Linked DNA regions of Mus musculus: region 1 is linked to region 2. Evidence: chromatin loops called from intact Hi-C (ENCODE). Cell type or tissue: gastrocnemius. All regions are shown on one strand. Links, peaks and the distances in the headings refer to the core of each region. The heading gives the core; the rest is flanking DNA.

The links. Peaks named below come from ENCODE experiments on the same cell type or tissue, not always from the same donor. Only the 100,000 strongest peaks of a DNase experiment are listed, where the experiment ranks them.
Region 1: a loop joins it to region 2, with 8 times the contacts of the local background. A loop is called at or near these places in 30 of 42 quality-filtered maps.

What each region holds. Positions count from the first base shown.
Region 1 is chr3:68,711,062-68,716,439 of GRCm38, reverse strand. No RefSeq gene overlaps it. Among named protein-coding and RNA genes, the nearest start is that of Il12a, 22 kb to the right of the region's middle. In gastrocnemius, for the core only: no CTCF peak of the experiment used is centred there; a DNase peak (open chromatin) is centred at 2,634; H3K4me3 peaks cover 454 bases.
Region 2 is chr3:68,613,034-68,618,411 of GRCm38, reverse strand. It overlaps Iqschfp (Iqcj and Schip1 fusion protein), which reads right to left. Exons shown (of 11, transcript NM_001113419.2): 7 at 1,855-1,972; 8 at 604-801. It overlaps Schip1 (schwannomin interacting protein 1), which reads right to left. Exons shown (of 8, transcript NM_001113421.1): 4 at 1,855-1,972; 5 at 604-801. Among named protein-coding and RNA genes, the nearest start is that of Gm22073, 68 kb to the right of the region's middle. In gastrocnemius, for the core only: a CTCF peak has its summit at 3,123 (motif pointing left); a DNase peak (open chromatin) is centred at 3,213; H3K27ac peaks cover 2,775 bases.

The DNA.
Region 1 (5,378 bases), core at 81-5,080, 98 kb before region 2:
GCAGATCTTGTCTGCTGGACTGAGACCTGAGGACCGAATGAATGCGGTGAATTACCATCTGATGTTTAAACAGCAGTTTTCCTGTTTCACTGTACTTTCATATGCGACCGTAACAAAGAAAGCAATGGAGGTTGTTTGAGTTCAGAAAAACGTGTCAATAAACACCGGTAAGAAATACTGAATACTGACAGAGCAGCCTTTCCCAGAACTCTCTCCGCACAGAGCAATTCAAACACAGTTGTCTGGCATGCGCTACAGATTATATCTGGGAAAGGTCGAAAGCAAGGCAGGAGGCCATGTCAGAGTCAGATTGGGTCCTGTAGCTGTGGTCTGGCATCCAACAAGAATAAACATGTCTTATAAATGAAATGTAAATGTTTCTCACAGGAGGCATGGACTCGTGTCCAAGAACCATCCAGGGAACAAAATGCCCTGATGTAAAGGTCCTCTGCCTTATTTCTTGTTGCTTCTCTCACAGATCTCCAAGGCATTGTTTACTATGCACCATTCTTTTTTTTTTTTCTCGCTTCCCATTTTTTTTCTTGTGACTTTGAGAATAAATCTCTCCCAAATGACACCTTTCTCCTTCAAACACTTCAGTTGTATATTTTACATATGTCATTTTTACACGACAGTCACAGCTCCCACCTGGAGTTTTGCAACACTGTCTGCATGTTACTTTTTTTTTTTTTTTAGAATATGCATGTTTTATTCTGAATAATTTTGCATAATAAAAATGAAAGTACAAAATAATTAAGACACACAATATTTTAACAAGCTGAAATAAATTATGAGAGGAAGGAGTAGAGACTTTTCTTATAAAAGTTTAAAATACCCTTCCACTTTCACTGATGAGACACAAAGCTCAAACCCTGAATTCTGGTAGCGAGATTCTAACAGAATCTATTATTTTCTTTTTTTTTAAATTAGGTATTTTCCTCATTTACATTTCCAATGCTATCCCAAAAGTCCCCCATACCCTCCCCCCCACCCCCTTACCCATTCACTCCCACTTTTTGGCCCTGGCATTCCCCTTTACTGGGGCATATAAAGTTTGCAAGTCCAATAGGCCTCTCTTTCCAGTGATGGCCGACTAGGCCATCTTTTGATACATATGCAGCTAGAGTCAAGAGCTCCAGGGTACTGGTTAGTTCATATTGTTGTTCCACCTATAGGGTTGCAATTCCCTTTAGCTCCTTGGGTATTTTCTCTAGCTCCTCCATTGGGGGCCCTGTGATCCATCCAATAGCTAACTGTGAGCATCCACTTATGTGTTTGCTAGGCCCCGGTGTAGTCTCACTAGAGACTGCTATATCAGGGTCCTATCAGCACAGTCTTGCTAGTGTATGCAATGGTGTCAGCGTTTGGAGGCTGATTATGGGATGGATCCCTGGATATGGCAGTCTCTAGATGGTCCATCCTTTTGTCTCAGCACCAAACTTTGTCTCTGTAACTCCTTCCATGGGTGTTTTGTTCCCAATTCTAAGAAGGGGCAAAGTGTCCACACTTTGGTCTTCATTCTTCTTGAGTTTCATGTGTTTTGCAAATTGTAACTTATATCTTGGGTATTCTAAGTTTCTGGGCTAATATCCACTTATCAGTGAGTACATATCATTTGAGTTCTTTTGTGATTGGGTTACCTCACTCAGGATAATGCACTCCAGGTCCAACCACTTGCCTAGGAATTTCATAAATTCATTCTTTTTAATAGCTGAGTAGTACTCCATTGTGTAAATGTACCACATTTTTTTGTATCCATTCCTCTGTTGAGGGGCATCTGGGTTCTTTCCAGCCTCTGGCTATTATAAATAAGGCTGCTATGAACATAGTGGAGCATGTTTCTTTCTTACTAGTTGGAACATCTTCTGGATATATGCCCAGGAGAGGTATTGCGGGATCCTCTGGTAGTACCATGTCCAATTTTCTGAGAAACCGCCAGACTAATTTCCAGAGTGGTTGTACAAGCTTGCAATCCCACTAACAATGGAGGAGTGTTCCTCTTTCTCCACATCCTCGTAAGCATCTGCTGTCGCCTGAATTTTTGATCTTAGCCATTCTGACTGGTGTGAGATGGAATCTCAGGGTTGTTTTGATTTGACTATGCACCATTCTTTTTACCATATTCTAACGCCCCCAATCTCATTTTTTTATATTTGGGCCTTTTAACTCTTTCCGTGCAGGTCCTCAGCAGACCTGCAATCGTTTCCTGCAAACTCTTGTCAGTTATACTGCTTTGCTATAGAATACTGGAAATTATTCCCACTATGTTACTTATTTCAGGACAGGTGCTGAGACATGTCCCTCCCCCACACTCTCTGTCTTTCTAAACTCTAGTGGTCACCGTTTATATTATTTGTTTGTAAGGACGACTTTGAGCTATCCAGTCACTCCTCTAGTAGTTTCAGACACAGTATATCACCGTAGAGATTTAAAAGGCACGGGCAGCTTCAATATTAACAGGATCACATTGAGATCTTGTTAATTGTCTAGGTTCATGGTCTGACTTAAACGCCTCTGGGTACTTGTGTTTATGATAGACGCTAGGAAAAGTTGAATTCATTAAAAATTAAAAAGTGGAAATTTCAAGTTTAGGAATACTCAGCCATATACCAGGCAGCCACTAGGTGGCATGAGTGAGTCCTTAGCGTTGCTCTTCAATCTAGGCTCCAGATCCCAGAACAGTTTAAAAGAGAAACCTGTGGGGCATAGAAGACGGCAGTCCAAATGTTGGATGTTTATTATTGGTTGAGCATGGGATGAGGCAATGGGATCCTGCAGAAGGGCAGGATCTCCTTAAGTCACCAGCGAAGTTTGCGAAGGACCGGGACTCTTTTTTTTTTTTTTTTTTTTTTTTTTTTTTGGTTTCTTGAGACAGGGTTTCTCTGTATAGCCCTGGCTGTCCTGGAACTCACTTTTTCCTGCCTCTGCCTCCCCGAGTGCTGGGATTAAAGGCGTGTGCCACTACTCTCGGTTCAGGACTTTAACCTTCGCAGCAAGGGGCTTTTCTGCACCCCCGCAACGCAAGATCACAAAGGTGAAGGTGGAAAATGCAGTAAGTGGGTGATGTTTTCTGTGGACCAGTGCGATTGCGCCGGCAAGCACAGGTTCTTCCAAGAACATGTTACTGTTTCTGAGAGGTCAGTACGTGCAGCAGATGAGATAAAACACCTCTTCCATTTCCGGGTCTCTGATAAATGCTTCCTTCACCAGCACTGGGGAAGAGCACAGAAGAGACTGGACTTCTGTCCTCGATGTCGGCCACCGCTGTGACAGATGCCTTGTGTTGGAGCTTGCTTAAGCTCATGGAGCTGAACGAGGGCAAAGATGAATTGTCTGCCGTGTGCCGAATACTTTTCCTTTTGGGCCACATAAATTACTTTTGCTATCTACACTTTTTAATTTCAATTTAATTTTAATTTGACTTGCAAACAAATGAAAATCGGACTTTTCATTGTGCACATTATACCTGTCTTAGGGTTTCTACAGATTTGATGAAATACCATGGCCACAAGCAACTTGTCAAGGAAAGGGTTTATGTGATCCACATATCCTGAATTATGTAGCCCGCTGAAGGAAGCTAAGAGCTAAGGAAGGAACTCAAACTAGGCAGGAGCCAGGGAGGGGTGTTTCCTACTGGCTTGCTCCTTACTACTTGTCAGCCTGCTTTCTTATACAACCCCAGACTGCTAGCCCAGGGATGTTGCTACCCACCATGGGCAGGGCCCTCCTACTTCAATCACTAATTTAAAAAATACCCTACAGTCCTTTTGGACAGGAATAGCATGAGGACAAAATGTAGCTACTAGTGCCTCCCGGTTTCAAGGGTGGATCCATCAGGATTCGCCACCGTTGGATTTAGATTTAATAAGGCTTATAAGATTAGGATTTTAGTTGTTGTACCCAGAAATTGAGTTACCATTATTTCTGAAAACAAAACAAAACAAAACAAACCCGAAAAACCTTACAGGTCGATCTTATGTAGGCATTTTCTCAGTTGAGGCTCCTTCTCTGATGTGTCTCTAGCTTGTGTCAAGTCGACATAAAACTAGCCAGCACACTTCCCTAGCAATTATGTCATATAAAGGAATAAATTGTTCAGTCTTTAAAAACTGTTAAGAAGCAATGGACTAGGGGGGAGCCGGAAGAGAGAGACATCCAAACACCCACTCCAGGCTCTGCAATGGGTACCACTACAATGAGAGAATGGAGATGATGGAGAGAAAGCAGAGGCAAAGCTGAGTGGTCCCTGCACTGTAGAGAGAGGGAACTGGAGATGAGATGATGGTGTGGCACAGGAGGATGTGAGGTGTCTGAGCAACCACTGGGGTCATGGTGATATCTGGACCCCGGCTGCCTCCAAGGTCTGTGGCCCTACTACATCTGGGGTCTATGCTGCTATCTGAAGGGAGGGCATCCCCATATCAGTGGTCTTGGCTGCCACCTGAAGCCATAGTGACTTCCTGGCTCATGCTGCTGCTGGGAGCATGTCTAGACCCAGGGTCCTGTCACAGCCAGGGTCTATGTTGATGTTGGAGGCATGTGTTACCATCAAAGGCTGTGCAGATGTGCCCGGCCTGGGTTACTGTCTGAAACCATGTTGATGTCCAAGCATTGTGTTGAGTTGGCCTTGCCCCTTGCCTCTGGCGGGAGAGCTGTCTCTACCTCTCACCTGGACAGCATGGGAGAGTTGACTCTGGTAGCTCTGGGGTGGGAAATCTGGCCCCAGTGGAGTGAGTTAGGGAGAGGTGAGCCTGTTCCGTACTGGGTGCAGTACTAGGAAGAGCGGGCAGCCCCTTCCCTGAGGAGCACAGTAGAGCTGGCCCTGCCCCTCACCTGTGAGGTGGTGTGGGGGAGGGGGAGATGCACCTCACCTGTTGTTGAAAGTTTTAATCCCTATCCAGGGTTTCTACCCCGCCTTTGATTTATCAGTTCCAAAATAAAAGCACACACAGCCTCTCTATTTACAATAAAGCCTAAACAGCACAAGAGTTGGGCAGATATCTACCCTCTTTGCTATAGAATATACTTCCGTATTGATAACACAGAGTTATTACGTACTGTGTTTCATCTGAGCTGCTCTTAACTCCAATGGGCTGAATTTTCAGGACTTCCAACCCTTGGTGTCTTCCTCCTCCTCCTTCACCTTCTTTTCCCTTGGGTGGTTCTCCCAAGCCCAGAAATCCTAAATTCCTCCTAAGTCTTTTCTACCCAGCTATTGGCTGTCAGCACGTTTATGTTGGAGGTTGGTTCTAATGCTTTGATTCAATCAGGAATCTGCATGTCCCAACACTAAAGGTCCACTCAGGGTAGAAGAATGGGATGCAGGAGCGGCAGGAAATAAAGCCAACCAGCCATGTGAGACTGGAGTAGCAGAAGAC
Region 2 (5,378 bases), core at 112-5,111:
CCGTATACCAGATGATATGCTGTCCGAGTGCCAGGCTTTCGGTTGGTCTCTGACACTAGTTGTGGGGAACGTAATAGGAATAGCAGGGAAAACATGAACACTATCAGCTGCTGCTTACTACTCTATACCAGTGCCAGGTAAGGTGCCCTGGATGCCTTCTCACTGTGTCTTCGACAACCATACTCCCAACCGGGTGCTGTTATCCACAGGGCACATGTGAAAACTGGCATGCGAGCCTCTTGTCGGATCCCTGCAGCAGGCCAGTGGCAGAGCTAACCGTGACTGCTAAGTCCAGGGCACTAATTCATTACATTCCACCATCTCCTTAAAGAGGTGGGAGAGAACTATAGCAACCTTTACTTGTGCAAGAGCAGGAACACAGGAGATCTGAATCACTGGCCCTCGAGCATTTAATTCTACGAAATGCTGCCCCTGTGTTTCTCAGTGTAACAGGGAGACCGGAAAAAGAAACGGACTTTGTTCTTTCTCAATTGCCGGTGCTTCTGACAAACTGCCTCAGAGAAACCCAAGTTTGCATAACTCTGGGAAAGAACCCATCTTCAGCCCCAAACGCCCGCTTGCATGCCAGCCTCCGCTGCTTACAAGATCAGCGACGGGAGACTTTTTCCTGTTCTGTTTTTCCACTTCTACTTGCATTTTGGCCATTGGTTTGGCCATGGCCAGAGCCATTTTGGCTTCAGCTTGTAGCTTCTTTTGCCTTGTGAGGAAGTCCATGTCATCCAGGGATTCAGACTCCTCCTCAGTTGTGTCTCTATCCGAATAGGAAGAACTCTGCTTGCTCTGTGAAGGAAGGGAGAGCAGCTTCAAGCTTCACTCTAGTTGCCATGCAGCTGGGGTGGGGCACTAGCAACAGGGTCCTCTCTCCACATAGGTGGGGGCCTGGCAGCAGTACCACTACCCACTTGATCTCAATGAGCCCATCGGTCACAAGAAACCTCAAAAAGGGCCTACTTAGAATGACTGTTCTGAGCACGGATAGAAGAGTGGTAAAAGGTATAACAGGACCATGTTTAATTATGGAACCCAGAGCCACGGTCTGAGATAGTCTTCTGAGGTCAGGCATCAAATGACATTTGCCTGATCAACACACACCTCTTGGTCATCGGAACAAGATACCACAGAGGGAAAAACATCCCAGTAGCAAGCAGTCATGATTATTTTTGACTTCTGAAACATGTGAGAAAGGGCTGAGCCTGTAGTTCAAAGCCCAATGAGAAAGGATTCCTTCTTCCACACTTAGCTCCATTATATGTAAGGAATAGATAAGGGATGTAGCTATTCCTTATCTATCCCTAGGCAGCTTTGAACTCACTACGTATCCTAGGCTGACCTCAAACTTGTGATCCTCCTGCCACCGACCCCCAAGTGCTGGGATTATAAGCACACACCACCATGCCCAGCTACATTTTATAATCTCTAGACTAGTAAGTGATTTCTCTCATAGTCAACAACTTTAATAAGCCGTATTTACTGTATCCTGATTTTGATTTTGTGGTCATTGTCAAATCCCTTTTTCTTTTTTTAAAGATTTATTTATTTTATGTACGTGAGTACACTGTCGCTTTCTTCAGACACACCAGAAGAGAGCATCAGATCCCATGACAGATGGTTGTGAGCCACCATGTGGTTGCTGGGAATTGAACTCAGGACCTCTAGAAGAGCAGTCAGTGCTCTTGACCACTGAGCCATCTCTGCAGCCCCATTGTCAAGTTCCTGAAGCGTGTAACCCCAGCCCCTCCCAGAAGGGCTGCTGCAGATTCACAACAGAATAAACACTGAACAGCCAGGAAAAAAGACAAGATAACGGCTCGGCCGGTGGCCACGTGGACTTACCATGGGGGACAAGGGCGTGTCCAAGCTGGTTTCCGTCTTACTGTCATCTGCATCGCTGTCCTTGTCACTGCCGCTGTCATTGACAAAGCATATCTGGAGGTTCATCCCGCTCTGTAGTCTGGGTGGGAACAAGCGGGACAGTCATTCTGCTTAGCTATTTGTTACCTGACTGTAGCTGATTAAACGGGGTTAACTATCAAAACAGTTCTATGTGCTCTTCATGTGGAGAACTTAGTGACCCAAATCATTCTACATTTCCTTCTGTTGTGGTTGAGACAGGATTTTGCTACGTAGCCTGGGATGGCAATCCTTCTGCCTCAGCCAATTCTTTCCTGCAATTAAAAAGTTTATCAGAGGGCCTCCCAGAATTCCGGTCTTTTTTCCACATCAGTTTGTCGCTTAACGCTCTACGTTATAGCACCCAGTGGATAACAAACACAGAGCTGGCCCATACAGAAAGATGTTTTGTGTTTGCAGTTCTGCCACTCGAGATGAACAGACTTGAGCCAATAATGTGGTGGAATGCTATTTCGAATTCTGCTTTAGAAGGACAACCCAAACAAGTTCACAAGAACCAGTGTCCCAAGACTATGAAGAAAGTTTCCTTCCCCTCCAGGAAGACAGGGACACTCAATGAGAACCTTTATTTAAAGCGGTTGCCAAAAGCCAACAGAGGAAGCGCAACTTCTGTCACTCAAAGACAAAAACACCACAGGTCTGTTTACCCCAAGAGGCAGAAGCAAATCCCAGGGTGTTGGAAGTCACAGCACGCATGCGCTTCTGCAGACTGGCCCCCACACCCAGCACCATGAGAACAGACTCCTCTTGGGAGCTCAGGAGTCTGAAACTCCAGAAAGGATGGTCTGGAGTCAGACAGGACAAGCACTGCGATGACCGTGGCCAGACGGTGGGCTCCGCTCTTGGTCCTAACTAGCTTTTAAAGGTGAACCATATCCTCTCAGTACTATTTGGTCATTCTCAGGGTCTCCAGCATCCCAGTCCTGTGGGAAAGTAAGTCTTGTATGTGTGTGTGGGTATGTATGGGGGTGGGGTGCCAGAAGGGGCCATAGGGAGCCATTCTAAGCCCACTTTGGGGCAAAGGACACCAAATTTGCTCTGGTGTTATTCATGCTGCAAGGATCTAATCTAATACTTGACATTGTTTGGTTGTCTTTATCCTAATGATGGAGAAGCTTTGCACGTCTTGCTCATGACTACACTTGCTCCCCCATTTAGTCTCAGCACTGCGATTAAGATGGATATGTACTGCCACCTATTGTTAGACTTTATAATTGTACAAGCTCCGGCTTAGTTTTCCCTTAAAAAACCTTCCTGACACAGATGAGGAGGCCAGGCCCAGAGCTGAAAGGAAGCAGGCCACAGGATGACTGGTTTACAGCGGGTTCCAAACCCTGAGTTTGCTCAGAGCTTGGCATGGGGAGGGTGCTCTGTACATATGACCTACCTTCCTTTCTCCACTTTCTGGAAGCTGGGCAAAAACACAGAGACTCTTAGAGCTGACGTGACTTTCTAAAGGGACTGTACCCTAACACTGCTCCCACACTGAAAGCCACCCCATGATAGTCTGCTGTCTGAAGGAAGACTCACTCACGCCATCCATAACTAGTCAGCAGCTGGCCCTACAGTTGTGCCGGGACCTGCCTCCTTTAAATTTTCTTCACGTATCTTGCGGTATCTAGTATGTTCAGATTTCCCTTTGATCCAGACACGCTGAGTTTAGCAGATTTTTGATATCTGCAGTTCATCTAAAAAGTAGAATCAAGAAATTTTAACAATAAAATCAAGATCTATGGTTCGGAAGGTGATAGCAAGGACAGTCTGGGGACGCATTTGAATCTCACTCCAGTCAAGGGTTATATAGCATTTCCTAGATATGAATAAAGTCTCACAAAGAAGCTGCCTGCTGGAGAGAAAACTAAAAACATAAACAACCAGCAAGAAAGGATATCACAAAACCAAGTTAAAGATGCCCACGGACAAATATCTTCATTCTGAGCAAAAAATGATTATAAATTCTACAGCTCTGCCCCCAACTGGCCAACCACCCACAAGGAACTTCTAACAGCTGGGGGGACTTCAAGAATGCTTCCAGTACAGATTCAGAGCCCCCACCCCACCTTAGTAGCATAGTAGCCCGGTGGGAAACTGAATGAAGCTTGGGTGGGTGGGATGGGGGTGGGGTGGGGGGAGGGCTTGTAATTCCTTACAGCAGTAAGAAAGCTGCTCACAGGGACAATGGGACATCATGGCTGATTAAGAAAGGGTTTTAGTAAAGACATCTTCAATGGGCTCCCATTTCGAGGGGGATTTCTTTGCCTTTAGCCTTTAATCGCATTTTAGGAGGAAGACAGCTCTGGGTGAAACTCAACCACTTTCCCCAAGCAGAGAGGCTTGGCTGAAGGGTGATAGGGCCACCAGGTCTTCTGAAGGCCTCTGTGCCATGGAGTCAAAGAACAGATAATCCCCACTCCCGCCTTCCTGCCTGGCAGTGAGATTCACAGCTGTCTGCACAGTTTATTTCTGAAAAGTGCACTTCCCTGGGTCTCTGACCTTTTGCTACCTCACTTAAATCCTGCTTAGTTCAGTCTTCCTTGGTCTCTCGAGCCCAACACCAGGTGAAATAAAAGATTTTGCTTATGGAAGCTATCATTCGGGGTCATTTGATGTTTTAAAAGAAATTTATTTTGTTTATGTGTGTTTGGGACTATATGAGTGTACACACACAGACACACAGACACACACAGACACACAGACACACACACACAGACACACACACACACACACACACACACACAAGTATGAGTGCTTGTGGAAGCCAGAAGAGTCTGGTCTGAGACATCTCTCTAAGTATTTATCAGAACATTGCGTTAAAAAAAAATGGCACAGGTAGTCTGTCTTGCTGGTTGATTTGATTTCTGGAAGGTCTAGGTGGTGATTACCCCTGGAATCTCTTCATTATGGACCACACAGATGTCATACAGCAGAGCTACACAGAAGCATCCCCTCTAGAGGGGATGGAGGATAGAGGGTGGTTGCTGGAGGAGGCTCAGAACTTGTTGAAGACATGATTTCAGCATTCCAGCGCGAGCAGAAGTGGCTCCCGTGGGATGGTGTGGATTGCTTAAGTGGAAGGGCATGAATGGGGAGACTCAAGAGGTGTGTTTTACAGTGAGTGAGAAGAGCATCGTCTGCAGTTGGGCTTGGAGGATGGCAGACACAGGATGTTCATTGCTACCAAAGGAGATCTTAAAGCATAGCCAATGGTATACAACTCAGTAAGCCAACAAAACCAAAATCCCAAAACAGCTCTTCTTCAGGCAGTGATACCCGTAATCCCACACACAGGAAACAGAGGCAGGAAGGTTGAGAGTTGAGGCCATCCTGGGCTGCATGAGGAGTTGTTGTCTCTAAAGGCTGAGGAATTGGCATAGAGCTCAGGGGTAGAACACTGGCCTATGACAAGCAAGGCCCTGGATCTGACTGCTAGTGCTGAAGGGGTAAAA